Regions from separate parts of the Mus musculus genome. Here region 2 is linked to region 1. A link is a contact called in ENCODE POLR2A ChIA-PET data. All regions are on one chromosome and are shown on one strand. Each heading gives the region's core, a stretch centred on a gene start or an enhancer-like site at or near the end of the contact. The rest is flanking DNA. Distances are from core to core; before and after follow the strand shown.

The links. ChIA-PET counts read pairs that join two places held with the same protein, here RNA polymerase II (POLR2A).
Region 2: POLR2A ChIA-PET joins it to region 1 with 21 read pairs in embryonic stem cell. The contact joins the promoter of Rgs12 here to the promoter of Nop14 in region 1. POLR2A ChIA-PET finds 5 or more read pairs at or near these places in 4 of 5 experiments (Patski and embryonic stem cell).

The regions. Positions count from the first base shown.
Region 1 is chr5:34,657,676-34,661,846 of GRCm38, forward strand. Nop14 (NOP14 nucleolar protein) reads right to left here and starts at 2,473. Exons shown (of 18, transcript NM_029278.2): 1 at 2,176-2,473; 2 at 200-334. The coding sequence starts at 2,370. It overlaps Grk4 (G protein-coupled receptor kinase 4), which reads left to right and starts at 2,704. Exons shown (of 16, transcript NM_019497.2): 1 at 2,704-3,329. The coding sequence starts at 3,278.
Region 2 is chr5:34,947,415-34,951,585 of GRCm38, forward strand. It overlaps Rgs12 (regulator of G-protein signaling 12), which reads left to right and starts at 2,034. Exons shown (of 17, transcript NM_173402.2): 1 at 2,034-2,110.

The DNA of each region.
Region 1 (4,171 bases), core at 1,223-3,722:
GTATTTATCTACTAGTAACTCTTCGACTCTTCAAAGTACCTTCCCCTTTGTCTTCGCAGATGGGACACACCCCTTGAGACATATCCCCTGTACATGGCAGGCAAACCACTCAGAGGTGAACAAGGAGAAGCACCCTTCACCATGGCGGGCCTTGTGTAAAGTTTAGAGCAAAGACGTCCCTGCCATTCTTTTTCCATACCTGTTGCTCCAGAGCAAATCTCTTCATCATCTTTTCCTCTGGGCTTATGTTGCTATTATACTCCCCAAAGCGTTTGTCTGCGAACACATTGGACTTGTTCCTTTCTTTGTACTCCTTTAGTAAAGTTTGGGTTCTCTGGAAAACACATCACACATCAATGATTCTCACATAAAATCTCTATAATCTTCACTGAGGTGGCCACCAGAAGGGGTTGTAAAGTTGAGAAGAATACAGTTTGCCACTTTATTTAATGCTAATAACCAGTACATGTGGCAGGTATACTGCATGAAACTCAAGGCTTAATTAGAAACAGCTGATGTGGTTCTGTTAGATGCCACATTATTCTATTTTCAAATGTCCTCTCTGCCATCCTTGGCCTATAGTTTATACTGGTGAATTATTAGACAGTCATTTGTATTTTTTATAATGCATGCATTGAACCACATACAGGACATACACAGGACAGTGTCAGCTCCTTGCAGTATGGATATTTTACCCAATTCAAAAGAAATTTCCTGCTGGGCAGTGGTGGCGCACACCTTTGATCCCAGCACTTGGGAGGCAGAGGCAGGCGGATTTCTGAGTTCCAAGTCAGCCTGGTCTACAGAGTGAGTTCCCAAGACAGCCAGGGCTACACAGAGAAACACTGTCTCGAAAGAGCAAAAAGAAAAAGAAATTTCCTTACAAAGTTACAATGCGATTCCCTTTAAGGACAGACCCAGATGTGATCAAATACCATAGTGGTGAGGTTATTATTTATTTATTTATTATTTATAATATAAATGTATTAAAAATAAAATTTAAATTAAATTTAAAATAAAATTAGTAATTAAGTTTTTTTAAAAAAGAAATTTCCTTCAATCTAAAGATCTCATGTAAACTGGATCCTTTGTAACAAAGTACAGATTTGTAGCTGTGAAGGGCAAAGGCTAGGTCTTACTTATCCCCTTTACAAACATTACCAATAAGTCTAACCTATTAATTTTCTCAAAGTAACCATGAATTGCCTTTTACTTACTCATTTCTTTTATTTATTTTTTGAGACTCAACTGGAAGTTTTGAGTCTCACCATAAAGCCCTTAAACTCAGAGATCCACCTGTCTCCGATTCCCCAGAGATTAAAGCCACAGCACAAACGGCACTCACAAACTTTTATTTTTTAAAGTCAAACGAACGTCAGCAGTTACATAGAGAATGCCATTTGTTGAACTGGTTTTGAAAGGAAGGTACAATATACTCTTGAGATGGGGCCATAAGAACAAGGATGGAAGCTATGAGGTTATCCCCAAAAGGTACTATTCCAGTGACTTCCCAAGGGACAAGCTCATGAAATTCAGAGGAAGGACAATTTCCAAACATTCAAAGAGCATACTCTGTAAACCCTATCCACGGGACGAATACTGTCATGGTCAAAGCATACAGAGCAGTGGTACAGGGCAGCTCAGAGCTCAGAAGAGATTGACTCTTAGGCCCTAAAAGCTCCAAGAAGAGTCAAGAAGAATGTATACCTGGAAGATCCCAAGGAGGAAGGGTTTCCAGAGGAAGCGCATTCGATATCAAGCAAAGGAGAGGCAGTGTTATGCCTCAGTCCTGATCGTTTTGCTGGCTAGTTTAAGGCAAACTTGACACAAAGTATAGTCATCAGAAAGAAGGGAATTTCAATTGGAAAAAAATACTTTCATAAGACCGGGCTGCAAGCAAGCCCAAAGAGCATTTTACTAATTAGTGATTGACCGCGGAGGGCCCACCTATGTGCTAGCAGCGGTCCTAGGTTCTTTAAGAAAGCAGGCTAAGCAAGCTATAGAGAGCAAGCCAGTAAGCAGCACCCCTCATGACTTCTACATCAGCTCCTGCCTCTAATTTCCTCAATGATGGAAATATATAAGTGTAAGCCAAATAAATCTTTTTCTCCCCAAATGGCTTTCACTAGCCACTGGGCATAGTACGCAGAACCTGGGTAGAGCCTATCCCCTCACCTTCCTGATGGCACGAGCGCGGGACACCCCGGGCAGGCCCACATCGTGGCGCGTCTTCCTGCCAAGGATCTGGAACTTCTGCCGGTTGACTTTCACTTCAAATGGGTTTGGGTTAGTTTTCGCCGGGCCTCCGGACGCCCCTGCGGGCGCTTTGTGGACCTGCCTCCGCGCCCCAGTCCGCTTGGCTTTCCCCATGACATTCACTCCGCCACACTTTGGACGACAGTGCGTACAGACCAAGCAGTTCAAGAAACTCGTGCATAGGATGCTGATGTAAAACCACGCCCAGCTTCGTCTCGCGATGAGTGCGTCAGCTTCCCGTATTTCGCGAGAAGTACACAAGTCCTGGATGACACTAAACAGGCACTACAGTTTACTGGATTAAAGACTACAACTCCCAGGAGGCCACACTTCCTCGACTTCCTGGCGCTGGGCCTTATGGGATCTGTAGTGTCCCGAGAGCCGCCACAGTATCCTCAGACGCCGCCCCGAGGGGAGCTCTCGGGCTCCCTCTGGAGGAAAACCGTTAGCCGGGGCCCAGCTGTCTTGCGAGTTAACTGGCGGCTGCGGCTGCCGCTGCTGGAGCTGTCGCCGTCGCCGCTGGAGACCGCTCTCGAGTTTGTAAGCTCCTCGGTAGGGTAGGGCGCGGCGAAGGTTGAGTGCTGCCCAGGACCCGGCGCTGAGGAGAGAGTTACGCGCCCTGGGCCTGGGCGATGATGCTGAGAGGAGCTCGAGCTACCGCGCGCCGGCGCCGATAGCGGAAGCCCCTTGCCGGGACAGCAACAGAGCTGGAACCCGTAGCGAGCCTACCCGTGTCCCATCTCCGCGGCGACCGCGACGGCGACAGCGACGGCGACGACGGCAGCGCTCCTGTTGGCAGTTGTGGCGACCCCGGAGGAGGCGGAGGAAGAAGCGACAGAGACGGTCGCTGTCGCGGAGGGCCACCGTCCAGAAGCCGCGTTCCTCAAAGGACAAGGGATGCCCCGAGGCTTCTGCCGCGGGTTTAGGATCTCCTTCCCCGCAGCCTTCCCCGTCTCCATTGCCTCGACTCCGAAAAGTTCGACGTCGGAAACCGCGGCAGCGACGGCGCAGGACAGCGATCATGGAACTCGAGAACTTCGTGGCCAACAATCTGTTGCTGAAGGCCCGTCTAGGTGGGTGCACCCCGGGCTCCCCGTCTCCCCGAAGGTAGCGCCTCCTAGGAACTTTAACCTTGGAGAGAATCCTGATTCCTTGGTACCTTATTGTCTAATAAGGGAGTTTTGATTCTACTGGAACCAATTCTGGATTGGAGCTGCAGCTTAGCGGGTGTCAGTCAGTGATCCTGGGCTAACTTTTGTTGTTTTGAAACAGTAGCGCTAGCCTAACAGGCACAAGGGGCTGATTGAGTTCCATCTCACTCTCAGCGCTGCTAATCTGAAAGACAGAGTATGGAAAGTTATGCATTGCACACTTTCTAGGATTACCCAGGCAAAGGTTCCATGGGAAGTAGACGCTATTAAGAAGCTTCAGTGTGTTCACCTCACAGAATGTGAAGTATATTCTTTGAGAAAAACCAGTGAGTAACAGATGTTTTTGATTTTTCTTTTTGTTCCTTTTAAAAATTGATTTTAGCCGGGCAGTGGTGGCGCATGGTGGCACACGCCTTTAATCCCAGCACTCGGGAGGCAGAGGCAGGTGGATTTCTGAGTTGGAATCCAGCCTGGTCTACAAAGTGAGTTCCAGGACAACCAGGGCGACACAGAGAAACATTGTCTCGAAAAACCAACCAACCAACCAAACAAACAAAAAACCCCACAAGTCCATTTACGTTCCAAGTGATTTTCAGGAAGAAGAATCTTAATTGGACAATATAACTATTTTCAATATGGGAAGCCCTAACAAGAAACATTGTCAGAAATTTCTTATAGTGAGTGGTGTCCAGAATTGAATACCAAACTAAGGGCTTTGAAACCCCTGTGAGCAAGGAGCAGAGAGAGGAGGCTTGAAGCAGGAA
Region 2 (4,171 bases), core at 784-3,283, 290 kb after region 1:
GGAGGAATAGAGATTTCACAGTGACTAGCTTCTTCGCCAGCCTGAGGATCCAGGCTTGGGGACTTGAGCTTTCGTCCCTGTTCCTACATCAAGTCTATAAGGCACCTGGAATGCAGCCCAGTGTGGAGGAAATGAAAAGCAAAAAAGACCCCTATGCTGGACGCCTTTCACAGCCTCTGCTGGCTGCTCTCCGTCCTTCTTGGTGTCTCCCACAGCTCTGGGAGGCAGCCCCCTGTGGCCTGCTTCCTTCTGGCCTGGTTGTGCTTCCTTCAAAGGTCCTCTGCCTTCTCCCTACCTCCCTTTTTGTACGCTGGGATAGCTTATTGACATTAGGTCCTTTATAGTTGAGGTTCCACAAGGGCACAGAGGGTCAGGGTGACAGGCAACAAGAGGACTGTCAGCATCTCTAGGGCTGGAAGTAAGATAAGAGTGGTCATGGGATAGGGGAGAAAGCAGAAAGAGCAGTGACCCACACAAAACGACAACGCTGTGCTACCTAGCAGGGTTGACTGCTGGCTGTAGAATGGATCAGCAATGAATGTTTAAAGGGGGAAAAGACAGGAGAGGAAGAAGCAGGGCCAAGAAAGTAAGCAGAGAGATTTTGAGCTTGAAGGAGGTCATTGAGGCCAGGCTGAGAGAAGAGGTGTGAGGGGGTACCACATGCATAGAAATAGGGCTCTGTTACTCCATTGGCCTCAGTGTCACAGGGCTTCCTACTCAAGACACATTGACAGTCAATACATCTACCTATGCAGTGAAACGAAGCTGCACACTGACAAGAACACAGGGTTTACTGTCCTGGAAACACTGGAGGGACTACCAGTCGTGACTTACATTTCCTGAATTTAGGGAGGAAGTGAGTGTTAAAGGTTACAGCTATGGGGTTTTTATGATGATTTAATCTCAAGACCAAGAAGCTTGAACCAGGCTGGGGCTGGTGTTTGAGAAAAAGAGGGCCTAGGCAGTGAATTCCTGGTCTAAACTTTTTAAGTAAAATGCCCAGTTTCCTGTTTTCTGAAAGTACTTTAGCTAGTTTCTAACTGGGAATGAAACTTCTGAAGACGCTGTGGCTGCTCGGAAGTCAATGTGGGAAGGGAAGGGGAATTCTGCCCTTGACGTCTTTCACCAAAGAAAGGTCTCCTTGAGGTAGACAAGGTCCAATGTTCTGAAAAGGTTGGGCGTAGGAACTATAAAACCAGTTTGTGCAACTATTGTATCATAGCCTGAGTGGTGCTTGGGACAGGATTGATGTATTTCTCTCCATCTCAAATGCACGCCCTCAGGTAGATGACCCCTCTCCTGGCAGGTGGGAAACTTTCCTCACAAATGCATCGTGTCTCAGAGCTGCCCCTTGAAGGAGGACGAAGTGGTCTCTCTCTGCACGTGAAGAAGATCACACATCCCAGCTCTCTGCAACCATTCAAAAAAGAAACCCATCTGGCTTTTGCGATTTAGTAGGGTAGCTCAACCCCTCAGCTGGACCAAGGCGGAAGTCCCGCCCCGGCCTCCATGCTCCGCCCCGCCTCCGTCTAGCCTTAAGCCCTGGATGTTGAGCTTTCCGTTAGGTCTTCAGTCCCAGGCAAGTCCCTACTTCTTGAGCGCTTCTGTGCTAGGAGTCCGATCCCGCCTGACCCCGAGCCACTGTCCAGTAGGGCGGACTTTGCTCTCCAGGAGCCCGGCCCCCAGAAGCCGGATCCCGTTGGTCCCTGACTCCAGCTGTCCAACGACCTGATCTATCCCCTCATCCAGCTCCGTCCCCCAAAACCTGACTCCACCAAAATCCTAAACTTGGTGAATCTCGAATGAGCCCCACCAAGAGCCCAAATCACACCCTCCAAAAGCGGCTGAACTCCCCACCCTTCCAGGAGCCACACCCCCAGAAGCAGGACCCGCGGGGTCAGAGTCCCGAAGCGCACAACGGCCTGACCCGCCCCTCACGGGTCCCGCCCCCAGAGCCCCGCCCCCTAGGCCCTGGGCCCCACCCCCAGGAGTCGGAGCTCCTCTCTCAGGGGCCGGACCCTGCCCCTCCCGGAGCCCCGCCCCCGGCCCGGCGACGGCGGTGACCGTTGATGCTTTCGGCGGGCGCCCGGCGGGAGCAAGCGGCGGCCCGGTAGGTGAGCGGAGCCGGCGCGCCTCCTCGCGCGTCTTTCTTCTCTGGCGCGCGCCCCCGCCCGGCCCGGCCTTGTCCTCCTGCGGCCGTGGGGCCGAGCTCGGGCACCGCCCGCGCCTTCTTTGTTCGCGCGGGACTCCGGGAACTTGCCCGCGCGGGCTGCGGCCGGGGTCCCGCGCAGGCCGGATGTGCGGGTTCCGCAGGGCTGCAGCCCACCGGACTCGGGCGGGATCTGACCCGGCTCAGAAGCCGGCCCGGCTGGCCATGAGGGGACTTTAATGTCCAACTCAGCCCGCGGTCTCATTGTTTGGGCAGAGACCGTATCCAAGGACCCGAACTGAGGAAATGTAGGGCAAGAACGCAGGGCAGCCCACAGCGAGCGAGCATCGAGAATAGCTGGAGGGGTTAGAGCTGGGAAGTGTAGACAAGGGGGTTCAGAGTGTAGATAGAGGGGCCCCAAACCTGTGGACTGTGTGTGTGTGTGTGCGCAGAATTGTAGAGTGTAATAAGGGCTCAGCTGTGAAGTGTAGATGAAGGGGTGGTGTGTAGCTAGGGCCCAACCCCTGGAGTGTAAACAGAGGGGCTTTGACCAATAGAATACAAATGGAGGGGCCCAGGTTCCTGAAAAGGCCTCAGATGGAGTGTAGATGGAGGTCGCCCTGGTGAGGAAGCCTTGAGCCTACATCAAGCAACTGGTGTGTGGGAGAGGGGAGAGAAGCAAAATCAATTGTGAATCAAGGGCCTGCTTACATTCTAAAAGTTTCTGAAGAAAGCACAGTTGTCAGCAGGACAATTTCTCCAGAAAAACTGGGATAAAAATGTTACATCTTTTTATTTGGGGGGGGGGGGCTGGATGACAAGTACCAAGTACTCAGGCTGGCAGGATCTGGACTTCAGGCACACTGCTGGGATAGAGAAAGTCACGGGGTAGAGGGAATGGCTTAGGTAAGACTCTGGAGTAGGATGGATCTTTAAAGGATGCAAGGCCATTTCTGTGAAGTTTCTTGGAACCTACCTCAGTGGGACAAAGGAGGAGGGTTGCTTCTGACAGGAAAGATGAAAGGCTGGAGAGCTGGCAAAGGAGATCAGCAAATACCGGAGCTGAGGAAAGGCCCTCAGACTTGGGGTGGCCTGTGTGTTGCCAGTCTTGGCGCAGGAGTCAGAAGGCAGGGTTTATACTGAGTAGACCAAATTGCAGTGCATCGTGGAGTTGCCAGCTTGTGACATGAGGCACTTTGTGGTCATCCCCTGTGTCAAGGGCTGGCTCACTTTTTGCATTCTGTTTAGAACAACAACCTCAGAGGGTGGGAGCGTGGGTAGTCACAAAGGTGACACCGAGCCTGGTGACCTGGCTGCTGCAGTAGCTCCTGCAAGGATCCCAGAGGTAGGAGAGGTTGAGGCTGAGCCCTGTGTTTCTAATCCTGTTGTCATTTGACATCTGTATCTGAGACAGGCCCAGCATGCTGGTCCCATCTGGCTGCCTTGGTTGTGGGCTCCTTGCCTTGCTCTGGCAGCAAGTGCATGATGGTGGTTGCAGCGTCCCCACCCCCTTTTCTTTCTTTTTGTGTGTTTGCTGGAAACCCTGCAAACACTTACTAGTCAGCACTTGTTTTAGTTTCCTACAGAGCTTAAATCTAGTGGCTTAAACAGTTTGCTCTTCAAGGCTCAATGCCAGAAGTCTGCAATGGGTCTCACTGGCCGAATGTCCTTTGGGGATCAGAGAGATTCTCCTTCCCTTCTCATGTCAGATGGAGACTGGCCTCATCCCAGGGCTCAGGGCTTGGTTCCAGCATCACGTGGCCTTCTCTTCTCTCTTAAGCCTCTCTCTGCCATGATCTGTGAGGACTTTTAGGGTTGCCAGGAGATCCAAAGTCCTCAGTTTACAGCTGCAAAGCTCCTGGAATGTTTTCACCTTCTTGCTGAGGAACAGCCTGGTCCTTGCACCTTCGCCAGGGTGGGACACGTGGATCTACCCATGGGTCCTGCATACCAAAGACCACAATAGTTTGTGGCTTTACTGCCCTGTAGATGTGTTTCTAGATGCACACTCAGCTGTGAGAG